5 separate regions of the Homo sapiens genome follow, and regions 2, 3, 4 and 5 are each linked to region 1. A link is a contact called in ENCODE Hi-C or POLR2A ChIA-PET data. All regions are on one chromosome and are shown on one strand. Each heading gives the region's core, a stretch centred on a gene start or an enhancer-like site at or near the end of the contact. The rest is flanking DNA. Distances are from core to core; before and after follow the strand shown. Region 1 holds the start of MADD (MAP kinase activating death domain). Region 2 holds the start of DGKZ (diacylglycerol kinase zeta). Region 3 overlaps ATG13 (autophagy related 13). Region 4 holds the start of ARHGAP1 (Rho GTPase activating protein 1). Region 5 holds the start of ATG13 (autophagy related 13).

Region 1 (2,700 bases), core at 79-2,578:
ACAAGGACCCTGAGATCTTGTTATTATTCTAGCTACGGGTGGTAGGATAAATTTTTAGCCAGAGTTCACATCTGATCAGCAGCCACTGCCTTCAGTTATTCAGATTGCAAAGATAACTAAGATTTTCCTTCTCATTCTCTCCTCTCTCCCCTCCCCAAAAAGACTAACACCTTTAACTCCTCTAAAGACTAAATCCTCTAACATCACCCACAACTCACACTCTTGTCTTCACAACCAACGAGGCTCCGACTCTGCCTCTTGCCTCAACCATGTTTACTAACGTAGAGCCTCTGGTTCCTATCTTCCTGTATTCCAAAAGCATCCAGCTCAAAATGCATATCTATCTGCTGAAGTCCGACATCACCATCAGCTCCACCCAGAGGTAGATTTAGGATTCACAAACTTTTAAGTTATCTATGCCTTTTCAGCAGAAATAGCCATGCTAACCAACCCTTTGGATTCGTCCCTCATTTTGGACAGGATCTCACAGTAAAACCACAGGAACCAGAGAGCGATATGACATCTCTGCTGACGTGAACACAACAGGAGGCTCTCCTCCCCTCCTCTACCTCCCCAGGCAGTGACCTTGCAAGCTCATCAGCACAGACTGGTCCAGCGTATGGGAGAACTGGAGCAAGGAGGCTGGCAGCTGGCAGGGTTGGGGTAGAGGGGAGGGCAGGGAAAGGTGGAAGAAGGTAGATACACGAGGATGGGGAGGAGAGCGATTGCAGAAAGATGAAATGGTGTTCTCTCTCCAGCAAGTCAATTTTGAAATATCAAGTTAAAAAAAAAATTTCTTGAGAACCAAACGTGTTTCTCCAAATTCTAGCCAAAAATAAGGCGCAAGCACGCACACGCACAAGCACACCCGCCAAGCGCTGTGCGGGTTCGGCCCCAGGGCTGGCCAGCTCTGCCCGCCCCCTCACCTGCTGGACAGTTCTCCCCCGCCCCCGCCCCCGCCCCGAACCTGAACCCGAGCCGCCCGCTCGGCAGGAACCAAGCCCAGTAGCCTGAGCCCCCTCCTCTGCCCGGGGCGCCCCCATCCCCGTCCCCGCCCCTCCTCGGCAGACCCCCGTCCCCACGCCCCTTCACACTCCCCCAGGGCCTCCTGAGAGACCCCTTCCTCCAAGAGCCACGGTGTCCTCTCAGAGCCCGTCTCCCGCTCGGAGTCCCCAGACGCTCGCCCAGGACCCCACCGGCCCAGACTCTCCTACCTCCCAAGCTCTGGGGGACTGGCCAGGCCCAGCCCGACGTCCCCCGGCAGCGGGGCGTCAGTCGCTCCCCAGCGCGGCGCCGCTCCGAGCGGGCGCCAGTTCCGCGTCTGCACTGGGGGGCACGCACCACTCGCGCGGGGTGCGGAGGGGGAGGCCGGGGCCGGGGCCGTACCATTCAGCCCGGGGGGCCGGGGCTGCACCGAGCCGAGCGCCGCGGGGCGGGGCCGACCTCGGGAGACAGCGGCTGCGCACAGACCTAGCCTAGCGCCCGTGGGCGCGGGAGGGCGCGCCAGGCCGACCCAGCGCCGTCGCGTGCCAAGTGGGGGACCCACAGCAGTACCTTCTGTTTGGGTTGCTCAGAGAGACTCTCACCCGACGGGGTCATAGCGCCCGTTTCGACGACATGGGGATTCCTCTGAAAGTCACTTCCCAAGATAATCGGCCCCTGAGACTTCCTGACGGGCTCCCCATCCCCCAGTCCCCACCCCCCACTCACGCGCTTTGGCGGTGCTCGGCGTCCGAGCAGGGAAGCCGGCTGCCGAGCGGTGGAGCCTACCAATCCTGGGCAGCGGGGGCAGAGGGGGGCGCGCGGCCGCGGTTACCTCCACCGGGCGCGCGCGGGGAGTGGGGGGGCGTGGCCGCGCCGCGGCGCCCGCTGGGAGATGGAGTCCAGTCAGTCCGCGAGGACAGCCCCGCCTCAGGACATCCTCCCCGCGGCCACACGGCTCTTCTCTTCCTGTCCCAAAGGGCCTGGGGACCGACACTGGGTTCTAGGTCTTTCAGGTTGTGCCTTTTTCAGATGCCAAAGGAAAAACCAAGGCATGCTACACATGCACGTGAGGTGCACCGCCGACGCCTTAGCGCTGAAATCCAACACTTCCTCCTCCACCGCAGAAAGGCAACCGGATCCTACCCGGATCCCAGCAGGGGAAGGGGGCGCCTAAGCCTCAGCATTCCATTTACCCATATGGCGCAGTGGGGGTTAGTAAGAAGAGGCCCCCTCTCACGGCCAAGGCTGTCATTTGTGACTCTCCCTCCTCTGGGCCTGGAGGCGGATCCTAAAGATCGCAGGCTTCCTCCTCTATTACCGTGTCCCCACCCCCAATCCAGAAATTGGTTTCTCTCATTTTGTATTCATTTTGATCTTCCTGTTCAAACAGTACCAGACCTATCAGTGAGGCGGCGCTGAGGCATTTATGGCCATACCACAGAGTGACAGTGGAGAATTTTTCTTGGGGCCCTGTGGGAAAAACAGGAAGTGGTGGAGGCAGGATGGGCAGGGCTCTGGAGAACCCTGTGCAAAGTGGCCCCCAGGCCCATCCGTTTGTGGGGTCAGCATGATCTTCAGACACAGCACAGTGTTAGCGAGGGCTCCACTGCTCAGTAGCCACAAAACTCGCAACCCTTTGACTCTCTTTTAATGCCACGGGAGGATCTCCTTGCCCAGCTCCCAGGAATGTTTGCCCTTCTCAGTCTGTTCCACTTC
Region 2 (2,700 bases), core at 200-2,699, 920 kb after region 1:
TGGGCAGACTCCAAGTGGTCAGAGTTCAGTCTGAGGTGGCTCTGGGGTCCTTGGCTGATTGGCTACAAGCTCCTTGGCCACCAGGGAAGGGCAAGGCTCGGTCAGGAAGAAGCGCAGGGAGCCAGGTCAGGTACTCCTGGGGCCTCACGTCCCTTACCTTACACCACGGCTACCAGGGCAGGCAGCGGCTCACGACCAAGAGCAGCACACTTGCCATGAACTGCCTGCACTCAGTCTTTCCACACTCTCCCCCCGGTTCCCCGCTAGAGTCCTGGTCAAAGCTCTGTCACAGGCACAAGATGGTGACATTTGGAGTGCTGGGGGAGGGGGCAAGATGAAGCTTGAACAGCCAGCAGATTCCAGACTCCAGCCCACCCCATCCCTTTCCCAGCATGGGCTGGAAGAGGGTAGAGGGAGACATGCTGCCTGCCTAGCAGAGGGATGGGCTGGGGTCTCTCTGCTAATTAAGAGCAAGGTAGGGCAGATGATCAGGCACCCCCAACCCCAAGGAGAAGCTTAACATGTTAAACAATTAAACCAGTGACCAGAGCTTGGGGACAAGCCATGTGTGGTGACGGTATCAACGGGGCTACGTTCTGCAGATGCCACGCAGTGATGGTAGGCAACCTGGTCCCACGAAAGTCCAAAGGGCGGTGTGATCCCCACCTCAGTGGTGCCAGGAGGCTCAGAGAGGCCCTGTTCTATCAGTGCCAAGAAGGCGTGGGTGACCAGTCCTGGGGGCCCAACCTGCTTGTGCCGGGGGCTGGGGTGATTCCATCTTCCTGCTGGAGGGTTGGGAGCCGATCCTCCCACGGTACTACACATGAGGCGCACTAGACTGCCGGTGCCAGGGAATGACCCCCACCCGGTGACAGTGCCAAGCCGACCGATCCCGCCCGTGTCCCGGCCCTGGGGGATGACTCCCAGTGGGTGCCCACGCCAAGACGGCTCGTGCCGCCGGTGCCAGCCTCTCCCCGACTCAGTGTCAGTACCGAAGTGGCCCGGACCCCCAGTGGCCGAGGAATGTCCCCCGGTGAGGGAGCGGTAACCTGCCGGTGCCTCGGTGCCTGCCCCGCCGCCGCCCCGCTCACCTGTGCCCGAAGAGCCGCAGCCCCGGGAAGCGCCGCTTGTTGAGTCGCCGCGGCGCCTTGTCCGGCTCGGGACCGGCGTCGCGCTCGGAGCCGCTGGACGAGGCGGAAGCCGACTCGGAGTCGCTGCTCCGGGCCTCGGGGCTACCGTCCCGCGGCTCCATCCGGCCCTAGCCCCGGCCGGCGGAGGGCCCGCGGGAGACGCCCATGCCGGGCCGGCGGCCGGGGCTCAGCACGCCCGCTCCGCGCCGCCCGCCACCTCCATGGCGCGCGCTCGCTCCGCCCGCCCCGCGCCGCGCGCCCCCGCTCCCCACGCCCAGGTGCCCGGGAAGCCGCTGCCGCCGCCGCTCCAGGAAGTGCCGCCAGCCGCGGCCGCAGGACCCCGCATAGCTGGCCGGGCCGCTGCCTGCCCGCCGCCGAGCACGCCCCCTCGGCCGCACGGTGGCACCGGGCCCGCAGCGCCCTCTGCCGGACGCCCGCTGCGCTGCAGCCCGCTGGGGCGGTCCGAGGGGCGGGGCGACGAATGGGCGGGGCAGCAGAAAGCCCTGCCCCCAGCCCGGCCCGGCCCGCCTGGATGGGACTGAATCTCCCGGCCTGGCACACTCGCACTGCGCGCATCCAGACGCGCATCTTTCCTCCCCCGATCCCTCCGCTACCAAACAACTGCACGCTCACAAGTGTACACTCGCGAGGGCTGCTGTCACCACCTCCCCTCCGCTCTCGCACACCCTACTCATAGCCACTCACAATCTCCACCCATACCTCCTTGGCTCCCCCAAATCGCACCCAGGGGAACAAAAGTCACACAGTGCTCCCCATGCACGCAGAACAAACACATCCCTTACACAATTATGCCCACTCATTACTTAAACGAACACTTCCCACCCCAGCCTCTCGCACTCAGTGACCAAAGTCACTTAATGACTCGCACACACACCAACAAAGAACTCACAAGTTTCTCCTACAAAGTCATCCTTCCACAGCTATTCACAATGGTTTCCAACCTTCTCACCCAGGCCCAACACATCGCATTTTCCTGACATAGTATTCAACAGAACCTATAGATCTCATATGCTACGGGAATCACCTGCACAGCCCTTACACACTCACAAATACACAGAAGGACAACAGGTACCACACTCCCATTCACAAGCACACATGCCCACACAGAACACACACCTTTCTCCTACATACAAATACTCCCAGGACAATGGTTACCGGTTGCCACATCCCTCACACATATGTATGTGTGTGCATATGCACACACTCCCATCCAGAAATATACCTCACATGCACACACAAAGACACCCCACAATGCAGCCGAGGCCGTCCCCCTCCAGAAATGAGAGCAATTGGAACCCAAGCAGTCACCTGTAGGGGCACAGCCATCACACACACCGGGGCTGTTTCTGATGGCCCCCGCAGGGCTGACGAAGGGAGGCCAGGAGCTGGGAAGCATGGTCTTCCACCTCCCCAAACCCTACCACCCTGCTGCCCACACCAGCTGCCCACTACTTCTGTGTGCACGCCTCTCTGCCAAGCCACATCCTGTGTCACCTTCGCTTTCATCCTCCCCTCTTGGGTTCTGGCAGCCCGTTTTCCAGCCTTAGTC
Region 3 (2,700 bases), core at 150-2,649, 600 kb after region 1:
GAAGGTTCTTCCCATCTCCAAGGCCAGCACGTGAGTCTTCTCCAACTGGGCACTGGGCTTGACTGCCGCCACGGAGTCTCCAGGAGGTCCAAGAGTAGGGACTTCTGGGTCCCCATGGGAGAAGCCAGCCTCCCTTCCACCTGGCTCAGAGCAGGATGAGGGGTGGGAGCAGCTGATGCATGGGAGGCTGCTTATGCCCTGGGGCCACAAAAAGGGGGTGCTGCTGGGACTCAAGGATACTTTTACTGCAGGGTTTCCACAAAGGCATCAAACTCGCGGACATTCTTCTCATGCACAGCCAGCTTCTCTGGTAATGAGTCCTGTACCGGAAAGAGAGGGAAGAGCCGTTTATTCAGGCAGGGCCTTGAGGAGGCAGCCAGCCCAGTCCCGAAGAGGGGAGGCAGCAAGCAAGACGAAGCTCAGCCCTAGCTGGGCCGAGCAAGTGGGAGAACGCAGGGCAGCTGCGTAGGCACAGGGTAGGGAGGGGTATATGCATCAGGGCTTTGCAGGGGCTGGAGGATTAATGGAACGGCCTTGGGAGTCCAAGTGGGCCACACACTTAACAAAAGAGAAAAGGACCACAAGAGCAAGATGATTCAGAAATTAAACATGAAATATCCCTGGCACAGATCTGACTGACACTAGAATAAAATACCAAGTGTACAGCTCTACAAATTAAACAGTTTACAAAAGATTTCTTCACACCCTTTGCTGGGCATCGGGACCCCCTGGGGGGAATGTGAACCAGGTGGCCCCACTATACTACTGACATTCTGACACAGTAGCAGGTCTGTGGTAAGGCCTAGGAATCTGTATTTTTAAATTTTTTTCTTGAGACAGAGTCTCGCTCTGTCACCCAGGCTGGAGTGCTGTGGTGTGATCTCAGCTCACTGCAACCTCCGCCTCCCGAGTTCAAGCAATTCTCTGCCTCAGCCTCCTGAGTAGCTTGAGTAGCCTCCTGAGGCGCCCGTCACCAAGCCCAGCTAATTTTTTGTATTTTTAGTAGAGACAGGGTTTCACCATGTTGCCCAGGCTGGTCTTGAACTCCTGATGTTGTGATCCACCCGCCTCGGCCTCCCAAAGTGCTGGGATTACAGGCATGAGCCACTGCACCCGGCCAGAATCTGTTATCTTTATACCAGCTGAGGAAGGGGTGAGTTAGAGATTGAGAGAGAATGGTAAAGACAGAAGCAGAGGAAAACAGAACTGTGAGAAGTTTAACTGTCCTAGAGTATCAACTATTAATAAAAATGCGTCTCTACTGATGACTAAATGAACAGAAGCTGCATCTGCAGAGTTTCACCATCACAATTTCCTGCCAGTAGGGGTTTAAACACGACCACAAGGGAGCGTGGAGAGTCTCTTGCCTCAGAGTTTTTAATGTGGCCTGGAGACACCAACAGCTGAGGGTGGTTTGGGTGCAGCTTCCTGAAAGGAGAGGGAGGCCTCAGAACTGGCTACGGCTGTGGCATCAGTTGAGAGAATTGGAGCCACACTTTCTTCCAAGTGCATGTCATGATAGGCAAGGGAGTTTAGTGGTTAAAAGGCTAAATTGAGGAACCAGATCCTCTAAGATCAAGCAAAGCTTTGTTTTGCCTGGGTCTGTGTGACTATGAGCAAGCTAATCATTGTTGGTTTTCTCATCTGTAAACTGGGATGAGAAAACTTACCTCTTAGGGCTGTTGAAGATTCATGTAAAACACTTAGAAAAATGCCTGGCACTCAAAAAGCCTTGATTTTTATTTATTTATTTATTTGTTTTTGAGACAGGGTCTCACTCTGTCACCTAGGCTAGAGGCAGTGGCGCAAACATGGCTCACTCCAGCATTGACTTCCCCAGCTCAAGCAAGCAATCCTCCTGCCTCCACCTCCCAAGGCAGCTGGAACTACAGACGGATGCCACCACGCCCAGCTAATTTTTTGTACTTTTTGTAGAGACAGGGTTTCACCATGTTGCTCAGGCTGGTCTTAAACTCCTGAGTTCAAGTGAAGGCCTCCTCAGCCTCCCAAAGTGCTGAGATTACAGGTGTGAGCCACTGTGCCTGGCCCAAAAGGTCTTGGTAGTAGTAATTATTACTTTTTTTTTTTTTTTTTGAGATGGAGTCTCACTCTGTCACCCGGGTTGGAGTGCAGTGATCCAATCTTGGCTCACTGCAACCCCCACCTCCCAAGTTCAAGTGATTCTCCTGCCTCTGCCTCCCGAGTGGCTGGGATTACAGGTGCCCGCCACCATGCCTGGCTAATTTTTGTATTTTTAGTAGAGACGGGGTTTCACCATGTTGGCCAGGCTGGTCTCGAACTCCTGACCTTGTGATCTGCCTGCCTTGGCCTCCCAAAGTGCTGGGATTACAGGCGTGAGCCACTGCACCTGGCTATTACTGTATTGTTATTACTGGGCATGCTTTTCTCCTTAAAGCAAATCCAGGGCAGCTACCATAGGATCTTAATATCTATTTAGGAGGTGATCATTCCACCTCAAAGAGGGACATCTCCTGGCATGGGGCACCCAGTTTGTGGCTTGTGCGGGGCACTCTTCTGCCCCTCAGAGGCAGGAAGAGGAAATGCCCTAAGCAGAGATGGGGTCATTATAATCAGTATCAGGACATCTGGTCAAGTGTGAGAACTGCTAGATGACGGAGTGAGCTCTCTGAGGAAAGAGCAAGAACACAGATACTCAGGACCTCACAATCTCCTCTGCCC
Region 4 (2,700 bases), core at 29-2,528, 570 kb after region 1:
CACTCACTGCTGACACTGTATGATTCCAGCTTTCAACAACTTTTCAAACCTCGATTCTTTAACTACTGCTGCTGAGAGGAGACAGTCCTGAAGAGAAGGGACAAGACTATCTCCTATCTCTTGAAATACTCTCTTTCTTCAAATTGAAAAGCTGTCTAGCAATGTCCAAACCTCCCCTACATTTTCAAGGGCGGAGGGAAGTCGCTCTATCCTTCAATACCTCCTCCTGCCGTGGCTTTACTCCCTCGCCCTTCTCCTTGGAGGCAGACTCCTCTTCCAGCGGCCCCCACAGCAGGCCGGGCTGCAGGGGGTCCCCGACACACCAGACCCCCAAGCGCTGTTCCTTGGCGAGTGAGGGGCCAAGGGCCAAGCCCCGGGGAAGGCTCTTTAAAGCGAGGATGTCTCGGGTCGGCTCGGGTGGGACGTCTTTGAGGCCCTGCGTACAGCCTTCTCCGGAAGGGTTCCATCCTAAGTCCAGGCCCAGGCGCGGCTCGCGGGCTGCAGAGAGAAGGGAAGACAGTGAGGGAGCCACCCAAGAAGGTGGGAGGTGGGGAAAAGTGTGGGAGGAAACCGCAGGTCCAGGTGGGCCTGCGGAGCCCGAGGGACAGGTGAGGGCTCTAAGGAGGGCCCTGAAAGTTTTGAGGAGGCTCAAGGGCTCTTCAGAAGCCCCCAGCGACTCTGAGGGCACTGGAGGATCCTGGGATCCGGAGGAGAGAAGACTGAGGAGAAAGCTGACCACAGAGCGTCAGATCCACCTGGGCCAAGGTTGAGGGTCGCGGACATCGCAGGTCACTCACCGAGTTGCAGCGCCTTCTTCCCCTCCAAGAGCAGCTCCTCCGCCTCCTCCATTCCGGGTCAGAAAGCCTCCCTACGCCGGAAGTGAGCTTCCTCTTCTCAGCTCCTCCAGGAAACAGTCACGGACTTCCAAATTTTTTTCTCAGGAAAGAAGCCTCAGAGCTGGACCTCATTGGTGCACAGGACTGGGAGTTTGGGAGTACTGGGGAGGCAGAACTCTGTCCGAGAGCAATGCGAACCTCGGATTCCGGAGGTGCACCAGTGATTCGACTAGCTGGGAAAGCGGAACTAATTGTTCCAGCCATCTCTTTGGGAGCGACGAGTCGGACAGTTATGCTGTTACCTCCCCGAGGCAGGAACTTAGGCGGGCATGTGCAGGAAGTGGGCGGGGCTCCTGGAAAGGCCATGTTTGGGGCCGGAAGTGGGTTGGAGGTGTGGCGGAAATGGTTGGGGATAGAAGAGAGCGGGAGGGGGCGGTTCCCGTTCCACCGCGGAGCCGGATGTTTGCCGAGCCTTGACAGGCGTGGCAGAGGGAGCAGTGCCCGAGCGCGGTGAGCTGCTGGGCGCGGGGTCTCCCCGGGTGGGGATGGGGAAAGGAAAGGAGCTGGCCAGGTCGTCCGAAGGGATGGGGTCCGGATGGGGAGGACCGGAGCAGATCCGAGGAGGGGAACGGGGGTGGAACTGGGCTCAGAGGCCTGGCCTTCCTGCAGGGTTTCTGCCCCATTTTGGCGCCTGCAATAAGAGGACTTAATCATTTTCACTACCTTCTTCCTGCCTTCCCCAGGGCAGAGTCCAGGCCGGATCGCTGTCATCCAGCAAGCCGGCGGGAGGGGGAAATCTCCCAGATCTGATCTGGCAAAGCACTAAGAAGAAGAAATTTGGGGGAAGTGTTCCTCCTTGCCACTTATTAGGCCACGCTTTCAGTTCAACTTATTTATTTTTTTAAGACGGAGTTTCACTCTTATTGCCCAGGCTGGAGTCTCGGTTCACTGCAACCTCCGCCTCCCGGATTCAAGCGATTCTCCTGCCTCAGCCTCCTGAGTAGCTGGGATTACAGGCGTCCGCCACCACGCCCGGCTAATTTTTGTATTTTTAGTAGAGACAGGGTTTCACCATGTTGGCCAGGCTGGTCTCGAACTCCTGACCTCGTGATCCTCCCGCCCCCGCCTCCCAAAGTGCTGGGATTATAGACGTGAGCCACTGCGCCCGGCCTCAGTTCAACTTCTTAATCTGTGAAACAGGATAATTGCAAAACGTAACCTGGGCTTTGTAAACCGTGAAGCTCTATGCAAACATAATTGTAGTTGAGAGTTGTAATTGCTGTTGTATTGTGGTGGGATTTGCAACTGGGAGGCCGATTCCAACGTTGAGAATATGATTTCTTTTCTTTTTTTTTTTTTAGACGGAGTCTCACTCTGTCGCCCAGGCTGGAGTGCAGTGGCGTGATCTCGGCTCACTGCAACCTCCGCCTCCCGGGTTCAAGCGATTCTTCTGCCTCAGCCTCCCAGGTAGCTGGGAGTACAGGCGCGCGCCACCACACCCGGCTAATTTTTGTATTTTTAGTAGAGATGGGGTTTCACCATCTTGGCCAGGTTGGTCTCCAAATCCTGACCTTGTGATCCGCCCGCCTCGGCCTCCCAAAGTGCTGGGATTACAGCCGTGAACCACCGTGCCCGGCTGGTCCTCTCTTTCCTCACTGTAAAATGAGCTTAGTAGAACATGCCTCATCAGTGCTATCGTGAGGTTGAGTTTGTGTCCCCAGTTCATGGTCCTATATAGGCCCTCAACAAGTGTGGGTTCCCTTCTTTACTTAGGAGATGAATTAATTGGTTCATTCATTCAACAAATGATAGCATCTACTATATATCAGGTGTCATTCTGAATAGACCAGAAGTTCTTAAACAG
Region 5 (2,700 bases), core at 95-2,594, 650 kb after region 1:
AAAGTTAGCTATGAAGGCGCCACTGTACTCCAGCTTGGGTAACACAGCAATACCTTATCTCTAATAATAATAATAAAAATTTTAAAATCTAAAAAACTAAAAGACTTCTCCTGAGCTGATAAATGGAGAGTTGAAAACAACAAAAAAAAAACCTCATAATTGAGCTGGAGCCACTACATGCACACATGAAAAGGACTAACAGTCATAAAACAACACACAAAATCTGGAAGCTAATTTAGTGTAAAGGAAGAGCTTGTTGTTTCTTATTATAATACATCTCCCACTAAAGGTGTCCAATAAATTCTATCACCTTAGGAGATGAGTTTTAAACTAAGTGTAATGAGAAAATAGGTAATTTTTTAAAATCTCTTTTTTCTTTTTGGCTGCGGGGTGGCCAGAGAACGAAGAAATACCAAAAGTGAAATGCTACGCTGAATTGACCAGGCTAACTGGGAACTCACTGGAAAAGTGAAAACTGGGAAGAATTAGTGATGAGCTCAAGAAGGTGCTTAGCCACTTACCCAGAGATTTATTTAATGAGAATGGATCACAGGTTTCCACAGGTCGTTCCACTGCCAGTAAGAAGACAGTCGTGAACCATGGGTCCCTTTTTTCACTAGTCAACAGTCACCCTCACCTACACGCGGAGTACATATTTGGCACTCAGCAAATCTTGATTGAATGAAAACCTACCTCACTCATATTGGCACCCAACCCCGGAGTTATGGCCCCCCAAATTACCTCCAAAACGCCTGACGACCTAACCCAAGGAGCTGAAAAAGTGGAGAGGAAAGCTCTGGGGTGGAGGGGATTCTCTGCCAAACAAGCAGGGGCCAACGGGGCCTAGACCAACTCAACTTCCCACAGAAAACTCAGGGGCCCAGGGGATTGAACCGTGGCTAATCCCTTCTACTTCCACGAAGCAGCAGCCAAGGGGCCGCAGATCCACAGCCTCCCACCCGGGGGCGCTGAGAGATCTTGGGGTATCCCCCGCAAAAGTTAGTACCTGCGAAGCTGCGGCACAAAGAGTGGTTCCGGGCTCTCATTACGGAGGCCGGGACCTGGGACCGACCAGCCGCGCCTCCTGGCTGAGGGTTCCGCGCTCCGGAGCTGCAGTGACCGTACACGTCGCCGATAGACACCTAAGGCTTCAGAAGGGTCCTGGCTCGCAGGCCCCAGACGTTTTGCTCCTAAGACTCCGCGAGTTGTCGCACCCACGTCGACTGGCGCTCTTCAGTGCTTCCCTCACTGGTTAAGCGGTCACTCCCGCCTTAAGCCCAGCAGCCGGTCGCTTCCCGGCGCCGCCATCGTTAGTGTTTGTTTTCATCCGCTTCGGTAATGGCCGGGGGGGGGGGGTGAAAGAGGGCTACGGGGGAAATCCAGATGCCTAACCTTAGTCGCACTTTCGCTACAGTACGGACGCCCTATTTATTCTTTTAGTCCTCAAAATATCCATAAAAGTTGATTTTCATTCCACGTAAGCTTTCTTCTCCAATCTTTCTAAGCTACTCAAGATAAAACAAAGACGGAAAGGCGGTGTTTGAGAGAGAGAGAGAGAGACCGTTTGGGCCGCGTGTGGAATGTGCGGAGATGAACCGCAGGTAGCCGCGGCAGCGGCAGTGAGGGCGCGGCGCGGGGCGGGCGCTGACGCGGAAGGGGCGGTGCCGCTGTTGCGCGCCGTGGCGGCCTCTGTGCAGTCGCCGGTTCCGGAGGAGGGCCCAACCCGGCTGGGTGGGTGGGAAGTGTGGCTGGTAACCTGGCAGCCGCGGAGAGGTGGGTGACGGGCCTGGGCTAACTGAGTGGCCGGCGCAATCAGACTTTGACATCCGTTTTTAGGGTGCCCTTTAAAAGTGGCAGAGTCGCTTCCCAAACCTGGTTCGGCCAGCCTCTTTTTCGCTCCCGACTTCCAATGTGTCTGGTCTTCCGTACTTCCTGGCCCTCAGGTTCACGATTTGGAGTTCTTGGAGTGAGGGAAAAGCCTTTTGTTACAGCACACAGTGTACGTCCATAAGGCTGGGTTGTGGACTTTGGTTGTTTTTTTTTTTTTTTTTTTTTTTTTTTTTTTGCCCCTTCTTTTCTTGTTAGACTGGTTTGAACACCCCAGCATCTGTCCTGTATTTGTCAGGTGAAACCAGAAGTCTTTGGATAATGAAACCCGTGACCAATTCTTACCCAAGGTGGTTATGACATATGTCAGCTGCTTCTTGGCCTATATAGTTAGAAGCCGACCTCTTTTACCTTGTGAATAATTATGTCATCACCTCCATTATTCTTTTGGTGTTCTCAATTGAAATGCCAAGCATTAAATGAGCCACAAAGATTGAATTCCCATTATCCTTGAATCAGAGCAAGCCTGTCGTGCAGCCATGAGTTAGTGGAGAAAAATCCGGAGTTGTAAGTACAGTACGTTTTGCCTCAACAAAATGGAAATTTGTAGAAAAGGAGCTGCTCCAGCCTTTGAGTCACTTTAAAGTCTTTGGTAGGTTCCTAATGTTTTTTCTTTTAACATTTACAGAGAGAAGATTATAAATGGCAGAGCCATTTAACTGTGGTTAGCTGTTGGATTCTGATACTTTCTTAAAAATACGTTCTTGCACCAACATCTTCATTGGGAACAGTTCAGAAAAAGCAAAGAGGAGAGCCAACATTCACATTTACCATGGCTATACCAATAACAGTGCTTGACTGTGACCTCTTGCT

The links. Hi-C counts contacts between places; a loop is a spot of excess contacts on that map. ChIA-PET counts read pairs that join two places held with the same protein, here RNA polymerase II (POLR2A). Pooled maps may share reads with other maps.
Region 2: a map of naive thymus-derived CD4-positive, alpha-beta T cell shows a loop between it and region 1 (8-fold over the local background). The contact joins the promoter of DGKZ here to the promoter of MADD in region 1. A Hi-C loop is called at or near these places in 1 of 168 maps with a recorded cell type or tissue (naive thymus-derived CD4-positive, alpha-beta T cell), 1 of 37 single-sample maps with no recorded cell type and 8 of 50 pooled maps.
Region 3: a pooled map shows a loop between it and region 1 (6-fold over the local background). The contact joins the enhancer-like site here to the promoter of MADD in region 1. A Hi-C loop is called at or near these places in 4 of 50 pooled maps. POLR2A ChIA-PET finds 5 or more read pairs at or near these places in 2 of 52 experiments (OCI-LY7 and T-cell).
Region 4: a loop to region 1 is called in a map of B cell, with 29 times the contacts of the local background. The contact joins the promoter of ARHGAP1 here to the promoter of MADD in region 1. A Hi-C loop is called at or near these places in 4 of 168 maps with a recorded cell type or tissue (B cell, CD4-positive, alpha-beta T cell and naive thymus-derived CD4-positive, alpha-beta T cell), 6 of 37 single-sample maps with no recorded cell type and 13 of 50 pooled maps. POLR2A ChIA-PET finds 5 or more read pairs at or near these places in 1 of 52 experiments (H1).
Region 5: a loop to region 1 is called in a pooled map, with 11 times the contacts of the local background. The contact joins the promoter of ATG13 here to the promoter of MADD in region 1. A Hi-C loop is called at or near these places in 1 of 37 single-sample maps with no recorded cell type and 9 of 50 pooled maps. POLR2A ChIA-PET finds 5 or more read pairs at or near these places in 2 of 52 experiments (GM12878 and activated CD8-positive, alpha-beta memory T cell).

The regions. Positions count from the first base shown.
Region 1 is chr11:47,268,761-47,271,460 of GRCh38, reverse strand. MADD (MAP kinase activating death domain) reads right to left here and starts at 1,328. Exons shown (of 37, transcript NM_001376571.1): 1 at 1,215-1,328. NR1H3 (nuclear receptor subfamily 1 group H member 3) reads right to left here. Exons shown (of 10, transcript NM_005693.4): 10 at 2,428-2,700. It overlaps MADD-AS1 (MADD antisense RNA 1), which reads left to right. Exons shown (of 3, transcript NR_120569.1): 2 at 320-382; 3 at 481-804. RefSeq lists enhancers at 1,269-1,563, 2,037-2,146 and silencers at 1,037-1,566, 1,777-1,886.
Region 2 is chr11:46,346,212-46,348,911 of GRCh38, reverse strand. It overlaps DGKZ (diacylglycerol kinase zeta), which reads right to left and starts at 1,449. Exons shown (of 31, transcript NM_001199267.2): 1 at 1,092-1,449. The coding sequence starts at 1,252. RefSeq lists silencers at 141-300, 937-1,150, 1,113-1,162, 1,263-1,742 and enhancers at 1-623, 2,527-2,576, 2,647-2,700.
Region 3 is chr11:46,669,875-46,672,574 of GRCh38, reverse strand. It overlaps ATG13 (autophagy related 13), which reads right to left. Exons shown (of 19, transcript NM_001346311.2): 19 at 1-320. The coding sequence ends at 243. Among named protein-coding and RNA genes, the nearest start is that of ARHGAP1, 29 kb to the left of the region's middle. Within about 2 kb of position 1,399, at least 9 of the 41 ENCODE cell types and tissues checked have a DNase peak (open chromatin) inside an H3K27ac peak, as active enhancers do.
Region 4 is chr11:46,699,197-46,701,896 of GRCh38, reverse strand. It overlaps ARHGAP1 (Rho GTPase activating protein 1), which reads left to right and starts at 1,278. Exons shown (of 13, transcript NM_004308.5): 1 at 1,278-1,346. It overlaps ZNF408 (zinc finger protein 408), which reads right to left and starts at 866. Exons shown (of 5, transcript NM_024741.3): 1 at 798-866; 2 at 221-498. The coding sequence starts at 849. RefSeq lists an enhancer at 783-1,072 and a silencer at 1,403-1,522.
Region 5 is chr11:46,616,197-46,618,896 of GRCh38, reverse strand. It overlaps ATG13 (autophagy related 13), which reads right to left and starts at 1,344. Exons shown (of 19, transcript NM_001346311.2): 1 at 1,007-1,344. It overlaps HARBI1 (harbinger transposase derived 1), which reads left to right and starts at 1,670. Exons shown (of 3, transcript NM_173811.4): 1 at 1,670-1,773; 2 at 2,516-2,700. The coding sequence starts at 2,660. RefSeq lists a silencer at 1,084-1,378 and an enhancer at 1,358-1,537.